Linked DNA regions of Homo sapiens: region 2 is linked to region 1. Evidence: chromatin loops called from intact Hi-C (ENCODE). Cell type or tissue: PC-3. All regions are shown on one strand. Links, peaks and the distances in the headings refer to the core of each region. The heading gives the core; the rest is flanking DNA.

Region 1 (5,393 bases), core at 299-5,298:
CCCTGAATGAAGGAAAGTCTGGCTGAGGGAATCTAAAACAGCACCCCAGAGAGGCCTGGAGCAGCCTCAGAGGACGCCTGCTCTCTAAGTGGAGGCTGCTTCCCAGAGGAGGCTGTGCTCCCTTGAGCCAGTCTCTGTGAGCTCCCAATGGAAGGTATAGAAGCTACTGGGAGCTAACGGAGATTTAAAATTAGCTTCTGTGGCGCACAAACTACCAGCCAACTATCCGCAGACACATCTAGGTCTTTGGGGGTACCCAACTATACTTACACAGAACTGGCCCCATAACCAACAGTTTCTACTTTGGAACTACCACCAATATGAAGGCTCCTGAGAGTTCTTGCTTTTCAGGGCAGAGGACAGAACATTAAAACCTGAAATGACACAAAGGCCTCCCAAAGATCTCCAAAGTGATGAAGGGAAGGAAATGTTAAAACTGCTATTTATGGCCGGGCGCAGTGGCTCATGCCAATCCCAGCACTTTGGGAGGCTGAGGCAGGTGGATTGCGAGGTCAGGAATTCAAGACTAGCCTGGCCAACATGGTGAAACCTCATCTCTATAAAAATACAAAAATTAGCCAGGTGCGGTGGCGGGTGCCTGTAATCCCAGTTACTTGGGAGGCTGAGGCGGGAGAATCGTTTGAACCTGGGAGGTGGAGGTTGCAGTGAGCTGAGATCAGGCCACTGCACTCTAGCCTGGGCGACAGAGCAAGACTCCGTCTCAAAAACAAAAACAAAAACAAAAAACCAGCTATTTATACTCACTTTTATAGAATAGCCTAAAAATTATGCTTTAGTAATATATATGATTGGCAGTGGCTTCCTCACTTGGGCCATGTGTCACTTAAGGTATAAGTTGTATCCTGAGGGAAGAATATAAATTCCACAACTCAAAGGGGTTGACAGCTGCACACTCACATGTCCGTTCATGCTCAGTGCATCATAGAGCAGTTCTCACAGGATTTATGAATTTTGTATCATAAAGAGTAAAATATTTATAATACTGGAATGTTATAATACTGACACAAGATGGCATCATATAAATCTATTTTATGTGTTGTTTTTATTTTTGTTTTGTTCAGCACAGATCTCCTGTTATCTTTTGGCAAAGAAATAAAAGAATAACATTTTTCTTACACTAAATGACAAGAGTTCCAAATTTCCTGACCTTTTCTGTAATGACAAGTAGCTGTCAATACACTACTGTCTAACAGAGATCTTCAGAAAAGATAAAGACACTTATTGTCTCCTTTCAAGGTAAAGGTGACATTCTGACAATGAGTGAGAAAGTAACTATTTGCTTTGGTTTTAATCCTGCAATGGGGAAAGAATGTTCAAAATGGATATTCGGAAACGTTTGCATCGTCGTTGTCGAAGATGATATGTCTCATTTCTTATAAACTTCTCATATCTTAGATTAAAATAAAATTGAGATAGAATTCTCTAACCTGTCTTAAGATCCTCTAAATAAAGAATTTCAGCAGATTTTAAGGCCATTCAGTGAAAATATTAAAATGAAATCCCTTCTGATTCATTCACCAGAAGTCTGATTCCGCAAGGTATACATATAACAAAACATCACATTGTATCCCCAATACATATATAGTTCTCATTTGTCAATCAAAAAGCAAGTAAAACTTCAATAAATATTTTTAAATTCTGATTTCGACATTAGGGAGGAGGGAATTTGTTAAATTTTAACAAGTGAACAAGAAATGTTGTCAGTGGGATTAAGAAATTAATATCATGATTCAGAAAGTGTAGATAGTGGTGTATCTCTTGGATCCATAGATCTCTTGAGAAGTATTTTGTAGCTATCACTGTCATCAAAGCCAAATATCAAAACACAATGAAGAGAATCAGACCTTCAATTCTGCATCATAAAGCATTAAACCAAGATTTCATTTAAATGATGGAACATAGTCCATCACATTACAATGTTAAAAATATTTATAATAAACTTAGTAAGATTTTGAATACGGATTTTTTACTTGATTAAAAATATAATTGAAGTGCTTCAATAATCTTAATTCATGTTTCTTATATTCTTTGTAGAAAGGTGTATTTTGGTAAATGATTTGTACTGTGCATAATACGTAGTGCTGTATTAACTTATGTATGTTTGTGTTTATATGTGTATCCATCTGTCTATTTAGAATTTTTTAAATATGCAGGGGTGCACTTGGATCACACATGAATTCCAGAACAACTGGGCATAGCTTTTGAACTGCAACTTGAAACAGGAGCTCTGAGAATGGCTCATTTCTGTGTCCCTAGTGTTAAGCACAAGGCCTGGCTAGGCTCAATAAATGTTTGATAAATGAATGAAAATTTCAACATGGCTAGAGGTTGGAATTGTTCTCATATAAAAATAAGCATCCATGAATTCTTTAAATGAGTTTTAATCCATATATACATGCAAAGAGCAGTGAAATAAAATCACAAAATATTTATGCCTTTGAAAAAAATTCTGTTCATGTGAAAAGGCACCTGATGTCTCTGTTATGAGCCACTAGATGGCAATAGCTCTACATTACTCTCCATTTCTCTCTTCCTAGGGATCCTTCTCTGTTGGTCTTGAAGGTGCCACCTGGAATGATTATCTCTGCAGATACTTGCCAAAAACAAGGCATATCTGCTTTAGGAACTCTGAGATTGATATTACTAACGAAAATGCATTTCTGTGCTTGTTTCTTGTTGCATAAGTCTAAGACTATTCCAAGTTATCCACCAATTTGATTACCTTGGAGCTGTAAATTACTACAGTGAAATCAATAAAGAATTTATTTTCAACCATAGAAGTCCATAAAGGTCTGCATATGGAAAGTTCAAGATAATTGCAGTGTTTTTATGGAGATTCCAATTTCTCTTCTCTTTCCTCCTTCTCCCTAACCTCGTAGCTTTGGAACATGAGCACAGCTACAAATACCAAGATGACAGAAGTGAGAGTTCTGCTCCTGCCTCTCTCTCTGGCTGTTTCTGTGTATTCACAAATAAACCACCAGACTGTGACTGAGAACTGTCCAGTTGCTCATTCATGGAACAGATCTACTAAGAGAACCTGCAAAATGCGTGAGATTTTTGGAAAGAAAATGACAGAATTAGAAATAGGGTAATGACAAGACAGCAGGGCAATTTTAGCTCCATTCTCTTTAGCTCAATACCTGGAGAAATGGTACTGTATAATTTAATTCAATGCTTTCCTGGGCTGTTTTGTTTGAACTTATTTATTAGCCATACCAGGGTAGTAGAAAGAAACTATGCAAAATCCCGGGGTTGCTGTGATTACAATCTAGTTGGGTCTAAAGCTCTCACAGATAAGACCTAGATTTCTTTGTTCTGTAGATGACTCAAACATTGAGGAAAGCAAGAGGTTACATTGAATTCTTAAAAAAAAATCTCTTCACATGATTTTTATCTTTCTGTTTCTCAAGTACTTTTGGCAAATATAGCTCCGATGGGTTCAGAAGTTTAATTTTACTTCAGCATCTTTATGCCATGACAACTGCCTCCTGTCCCCCTCCTCCAATTTTAAGATAATTCTAAGGGCAATATTGAGGGAGGAGGTGGGAGAGAGGGAGAGAGAGTGCATGAGTGCACACTAGAATGCAGATACCCTGAGTATTTCTTTTTTAAATTAAACAAATATTACAGATGGAGAAACAAAATGCCACATTTGTTTAAGGCTACATTTGGCTCTCTTATGATGGAAAATAGCCCAAGTGACTAATCTCCCTCATGTTTCCTGCATTTATTTAACTTAAATTCCATCTCAATCTTGTTCTAATTGATTTCTTCCAAAGAGAACTCTAAAGGATTATTTTGGGATTGAATCTTCTCTTGACTACCTACAACCAATTGTTGTTTCAAATTATTTTAAAAACTGGCCAAATCAATGTGATATCTCCAGAAAGGCATTTATTAATTCCAGAGGCTCATATAGACTGCCCAGCTATTGGGACTCACAGAACAGTATCCAGAGCTGGAGGGTAAAAATGTGGTAAGGGGTATTCTAGTATATCTCATTTCTTTTCTTTTCTTTTTTGTTTTTCTTTTTCAGGGAGAATAATCTTTTCAGGTACCTCCTAGCTTATTTTTCTCGCATCTTTTTGGCCACAACTAGGCTTTACACCTCCTCTGGACCAACCAGTGGGAAAAGTATATGGGGTTTCCTTACTCTCTTAGCCCAATCATGAGCCATTCTCCAGATCTGGGTATAATGTCACCTAAACACACCTGGAGATCTGTTGGCCAGGAAGAAACAGAAGGGTAATGAAAAAAGAGAATACAAGTTGAGCAGTCAAGGAACTCTGTCAGCTACAGTTAGCTTTGTATGTGTTTTGGAGTACACTTTAATACGGCCACATAGAATTCCATGGGAAAAGTAAAAGATAAGGTTGACAGTAAGCAGAATCTGGATTGAGGGCATCCTTGAATTAGTATGTTCTTAATAGGCAATGAAGATTTTGCAAATGGCTTTTATGTAATTAGTCTGGTGATCTTTCCTAAGTCTCACATCTACAACTTGAAAAGAAAAAACCAATGTGTGTCTCAATGTGCCCTGAGAAAACCAGGGTGTTTCCTATACCGTATGCTCAGAAGATACTGTTTAGAGCAATGAATGGGGGATGGCAAGAAGAGAGTAGCTCCTATTTAATGGATGAATGGATGGGGGAGGCTGAGTCTATTTGACACATTGGTTGGAGAGGGGAGGTGTCTGTAGCACTGTAATGGCAGTGATAGGTTCCTCTGTAGTTCTTGGCAATGCAGTACTTTGAAGTTCTGTTTAATTTCTGCCTAGTTGGGGAAGGAGGGAGATCATCAGGGGATGGACAAGGGTAAGAGAGCCTGCAGGTGTGGTTGGAGGGAGGCAGGCTTGTCTGCAGCCTAGAATATGAGAAGAGCCAGGTTTCTGCAGCTGGGGGAATGGCTGATAAATGGTTGTGGTGGGACACAACCTGTGGACAGTACAGAATAAAACTCTTTAGGAGAGAGGCCGGTGAATTTAGAGAACTAGCCAGCCAGGGGTGAGGGTTTTTGTAGCCCTAATGAAGGCAGAACTGGAATGGAAAGGTTCAAATGTATTAGAAATGGGGGAGGGTAGAGAGGGTCTCAAAAAGTAGATTGAGGAGGAGACAACATTTGCAGCATGGGATGGCCAAGGCCACAGCGTATTCAGCATCATGGAAGGGGCGTCTGTCTCTCTGCATCATTGTTAGGGATGAGATTGGTGCCTCCTCGGCACTGGATAGAAGAGAAATTCCTCTCTGAAGCATTGATTGGAGAGGTAGTCTGTCTCAGGCACTGGATAGGAGTTTGATATGTGTAGCCTTTTTTTTTGGAATTGTTCAGGCTGTTCAGCACATGTTGGGCTTGTTTGTGTCACTGTGAGG
Region 2 (5,393 bases), core at 324-5,323, 110 kb after region 1:
TAAGTATATATAAACAATAAGTATATATGCATAATCCTCATATCTCAAAATATGATTTTATGTAATATTTAATGTACAAAATAATATGTATAACATATTTGTTTGTTATGAAGCCTCTTATAAAAATATACCTGTCAACCCACTATGCAGCTTTATACTTTGAACATTACTGAAACTGTTGAAGCTGTGTTCAGATACTTTCTAGTTTACTTTAATAAACCATATGCCAATGAGACAAAACTGCACGTGACAGCATTTCTATATAACGTTCTAAAATTTTACATTGGAGCACTTAATAATGTGACAAAATTTCTTATCAGTCCTTAGTTGTAAAATACTTCCAGTAGCTCAATAGTCACTTTGATGTGACTAACAATTAAATCAAAAATCGAACATTTATAGCATATTGAAAATGGAAAGAAATCTAGAGATCCTCTAGCAGAGTGTTTCTAAGTCCAAATTGTATTACAGGCCAGTAAATCACTTAAAATCCACTATAGACCTCAATAATGTGACAAAAAAGTCCAGATGAGTATGAAAGATGAGCCCAGTGAAAGCCACTGGCATGGAGAATGGTGAGGAAGGCTCAGATGCAAGGCAGTAGCATTGTTTTACAGAACATCAGATCAGTGGTTCAAAAAGGGACTGAACAAATTACATTTAACTGAGGTGAGAACTGAATTGCAGAGAAGTTAGCTTATCCAATATCATACAGTTCAACAATACCAAACCAATTAGAGAAAATTTGTTTATTGAACAACAACATGGAGGACACTGGAGTAAGTGTTGTGATGGAGATGCATTTTGTCTAAGACAAGGAAGTTATAATCTATTTTATTGATAAGAGATGATGTGTGCAGATAATGGTGTGTTCCTGTGCATGAAATATATGTATGTATGTCTGTGTTTGTGTGTTTGTCTACCAGGACAAATGGATGGAGGAATGGATTGAAGCTAAAGGATTCTCTGTGCAACAGGGAACCAATGAAGAATTTTAGGCAGGCAAATTACATAAATAAATGTGTAATACTACAATGACAGAACCGGGCGTGGTGGCTCACACCTGTAATCCCAGCACTTTGGGAGGCCGAGGCGGGTGGATCACAAGGTCAGGAGATCGAGACCATCCTGGCTAACACAGTGAAACCTCGTCTCTACTAAACATGCAAAAATTAGCCAGGCGTGGTGGCGGGCGCCTGTAGTCCCAGCTACTCAGGAGGCTGAGGCAGGAGAATGGCGTGAACCCGGGAGGCGGAGCTTGCAGTGAGCCGGGATTGCGCCACTGCATTCCAGCCTGGGTGACAGAGCGAGAATCCATCTCAAAAAAAAAAAAAAAAAAATTAGAATGACAGTAGCAGTGTGGATTATTACCTGGAGAAAGAGAGCCCAGAGTCAGGAAAAGAAGTTAGGAGGATACTGTAAGTGTTCCACTGTGCACAGGTGGAAAGCCTTCTCTAAGATGTATCTGTGGGGATTGATAAATTCTCATTAGTTAAAAGATGCAAAATGGAAAGCTATAAGTATTAATAATTCATTCATTTTTATATTAACTCCTGACAATGACTTTAAAGTATCTTCAGACATCTCATTTCTCTTTACCTGCTTTTTATTAGACAGATAAAATATACCTCAAGGAGTATCACTCCAAAGAGCACTAGGGAGTCAAGGACAGAGATAAAAACTGGCCCTGGACCTCCAAGGTTTCAGCTGACTCACATGCCATAGAAGATATTGTGTGAACTGAGCCATGTGTATTGAAAATCAGTCACCTGCCTACTCCCAGCTGGCTGAGATGAACCCATTGGCATCAAAAGGACAATTCAGGGTGAACTTGGGAAAGAGGAATTGGTTTTTATTGTTATAAATTAATAGAAGTGACCCTTTGGCACCTCATCCTGTACGATTATGTTAGTATTCTGGATTTTGAATGAAAAAGTGCTCTCAGTAGCAGAGAGGACTAGGTGTTTAAAGGTTGTAAGTATTTCTGAGTTAGATTTGAAAAACTCGGTCAACCAGAATAAGCTATAAAAACGCAAAGCATGGGCAGTTAGAACTACAGTTTTACTCTCAGCTCTGTTGCTTGTTATGATATAATCTCTTTGAAACGCATTTTCCTTGTTGAAAAGATAAGCGTAATTGAACCAACCTTACTCACTTTTTGTAATAGTAAAATGACATAGTGTTTGTGAATGTGTTCACCAGAGGATGTGAAAGATAGATAAATACAAATGGCAACAACAGCTAAAAAGTAGGTAGTACCAGGTTGTGGTTTAAGATCATTTACTCAAGTTGGGGCCATGTAGGTTTGAGTTCAAACCACAACATTTACTAGCTTTCCTCACTGATAAAATGTGGATTAAAGTACTGCCTCATAGAATTTATGTGTGTGTGTATATCACGAATAGTAAACTTTCAATATTTGTTATTGTTACTGTGTTATCATTAAATATAAATTCCCATCCATGAAATGCTGTTTCCATATTTAAGGTTATGACATTTTTGATTCATTAGAAAATTTATTTGACTCTTTAATGAGTCTTGACATCTTTGAGATAGACTGGAATTTAGAAAATATCCAGTCAAATTTTTCACATTTTTGGAATCCAGCCAAGTATGAACACTTCTAGGGATGAGAATTCCTTTTCTCTATTGGCCTCTTTCCCACTCTTAAAGGAATCATATGACTAGTCTAATAGGAAAGGCTTTCTTTGATTAAGCAGAATCACCTTCCTGAAACTTTACCCTTAAAAGAAGCCAGATTTGCTCTCCAAATTATTTAGAAATATACACTTTCCTAGAGAACAATCATTTGTGTATTTGAAGACTTTGATATGTCTACTTTGCTTTTCTCTGCCAAGGGAAATTCTCTACGTCTTTGAATGCAGCCTAGCATTATTGGCTCATAAGTATACTTTTGACTACAATAACAGTTTTACTTTCTTTTTTATAAACTGCTGCTAAATTGTGGTGTTCTGAACTACTATAATTGATTTCCTGTTTTTTCTAATTTCAGGGCTTTGCATATATTTCCATGAATTTCTACCGTGAAGGGTTTAGCTAATGGTTGATAGTAGAAAACTCACCTAATTTGATAAGAGGTTACATACCAAAAAAAGGAAATATGGCAATGTTTACAACTAAGTTTACTGGAACACATATATTTCTGTTACATGGGTTGTCTAAGATTTCTTTAGAAAACATGTCTTTATTCTTTTCCAAAAGTTAAGAAAGTAAATAAAATACTGTTTAAATATAAAAAATTTGAATTTTGAGTCCTGTGCTAACTTTAGGTGCTTTGTGACTGCTGTAGACTCAGCTGGTTTTATGCCTGTTTAAAACTTGGCATCAACTTCCCTTCTCAGCGTATCTCTCAGCATTTTCCAGCTACACTAGAAGTGCAGTTCTAGAAAATTTCATTTTTCTTCCTTTTCTTCAAGTCTCTCCTTTTTCTTGATAGCCCTTGCCACTAAATTCATCTGGTAAACTCCTACTCACCCTTTAGGACCATACCCATATATGACTTCCGAAAAGTCTTCAGAAACTTCCCCAAGACAATTATTACTCCCTCTTCATTCTCTAACAGACTTCCATTGTGCCAATTCCCAGTGCCTTGCTTGATTGAAAGTGAATAAAATCCTGATTTAATAAAGGAGGCATACAGGAAATGTACTGACACAATACTTAAGGAGGTTTAAAATAATACAACCACATAAAAGATAGAATGACAGCTCGGGTTCTAGAAGATCCACGTCCTACTTCCAAGACTCTCTTTACCTGACTTGTCTCACTTTACTCTGTTAGCTTTCTCCTGTCTTACCTCAAACTGACTTTCTCATATTGAGAAATACAGCTCTTGATAGTACTAGGTTGATGCAAAAGTAATTTTTGTTGTTACTTTTAATGGCAAAAACTGCAGTTACTTTTGCACCAACTTAATATCTAAACTTTAAATTTCTCACCATGTGCTAACAGGGAAAAAGAATGACCCTTTTGCTCAGGACCAGTTTGAGAAATACCAGGGAAATACTATATTGTGTGGCCAGAGGGGCAAAATACTGATTAGTTTGGCTTAAGTAGCCACCATCATTGAGCCATGGTACTATAGATGGAGAATCAGAGTTATCTAAAAGAAAAAAAAATGGCATCTAATAAAGGCATCTGGATGTCAGGGCATGTGGAGGTGTAGTTTTTAAGAGAGGGTGATCGTAAAAGGTGTGCCAAAAATTCCATAAATGCTCATTTTTACCATTTATTTACATCTGCTTTGCTAACTAGGCTGTGAAATACTTTAAGGCAATGCCTATACCTTAAGACAGTGACCCTGCCTTTATTTTCTAGGGACTAAAAATGCATTAGGTCTAAAACTTAATAGACCTCAGTAGATATTAATATTTTTTAAATAACTGATATGGTCTGGCTCTGTGTCCCCATCCAAATTTTATCTTGAATTGTAATCCAAATTGTAGTTCCCACATGTTGGGGGAGGGACCTTGTGGGAGGTGAATAGATCATGGGGGCAGTGCCCCCATGCTGTTCTCATGATAGTGAGTGAATTCTCATGAGATCTGGTGGTTTTATAAGGGGCATTCCCCACCTTTGCTCTGCACTTTTCTCTCCTGCTGCCATGTGAAGAAGGATGTGTTTGCTTCCCCTTCCACCATGATTGTAATCTTCCTGAGGCCTCCTCAGGCATGCTGAATTGTGAGTCAATTAAACCTCTTTCCTTGATAAATTATCCAGTCTCAGGCAGTTCTTTATAGCAGTGTGAGAACAAACTAATACAATAAGACATGTGTTTAGTAACATATGAATAACTTGTGTTAGGAAACTTATGCTTTTATTGTTAGTATAATCTTCAGGGTGTTTGGAACTTTGAGCAGTCGATCTTTACAGTTAAATCTAGGAACAGAAAATAAGTCAAATATTTTAATAATTGATTTCATAAGAAAAAAAGTAGGGAGAAATATTTACATATATGACCAATATAATGATTTGCATTTGTCTCCAAAGTCAACTTTGAATTTAATAACCAGGCTTTTACTTTCAGTTATAAAGCGATGTGATAAATCTTTTCAGTAATGTTTTTAGATTATATTCATACTCTTTGAATGTATGAATAACTAGCTTGGTGGTTAGTTTAGTAGACTGATTTGACTTTTAAAACAATTTGCACCAATGTTTCTGATAGTATGTCTCTTTTGTATTCTTTCTTGACCCAGTAAATATTCTGAAGATTCCAATGCTGTTTTTCGTGGATTTGCCTCCTGCAGGAGGGTGCACACTCAGACCACTCATTTGTCTTATATCATCCAGATTGCCCAATTCATCACTGACATCCTCTGTGGTGTGTATATCTGAATAATGGCATTTGGTTTTTCTGTGCCTAACTGCTC

Evidence for each region. Hi-C counts contacts between places; a loop is a spot of excess contacts. Peaks named below come from ENCODE experiments on the same cell type or tissue, not always from the same donor. Only the 100,000 strongest peaks of a DNase experiment are listed, where the experiment ranks them.
Region 2: it touches region 1 in a loop (6-fold over the local background); 1 of 110 quality-filtered maps calls a loop at or near these places.

Annotation. Positions count from the first base shown.
Region 1 is chr9:104,383,778-104,389,170 of GRCh38, reverse strand. No RefSeq gene overlaps it. Among named protein-coding and RNA genes, the nearest start is that of OR13F1, 120 kb to the left of the region's middle. In PC-3, for the core only: a CTCF peak has its summit at 2,509 (motif pointing right); no DNase peak of the experiment used is centred there.
Region 2 is chr9:104,277,245-104,282,637 of GRCh38, reverse strand. LOC105376194 (a long non-coding RNA gene) reads right to left here. Exons shown (of 4, transcript NR_135141.1): 2 at 1,372-1,465. Among named protein-coding and RNA genes, the nearest start is that of SMC2, 190 kb to the right of the region's middle. In PC-3, for the core only: no CTCF peak of the experiment used is centred there; DNase peaks (open chromatin) are centred at 2,277 and 2,567; H3K27ac peaks cover 1,567 bases.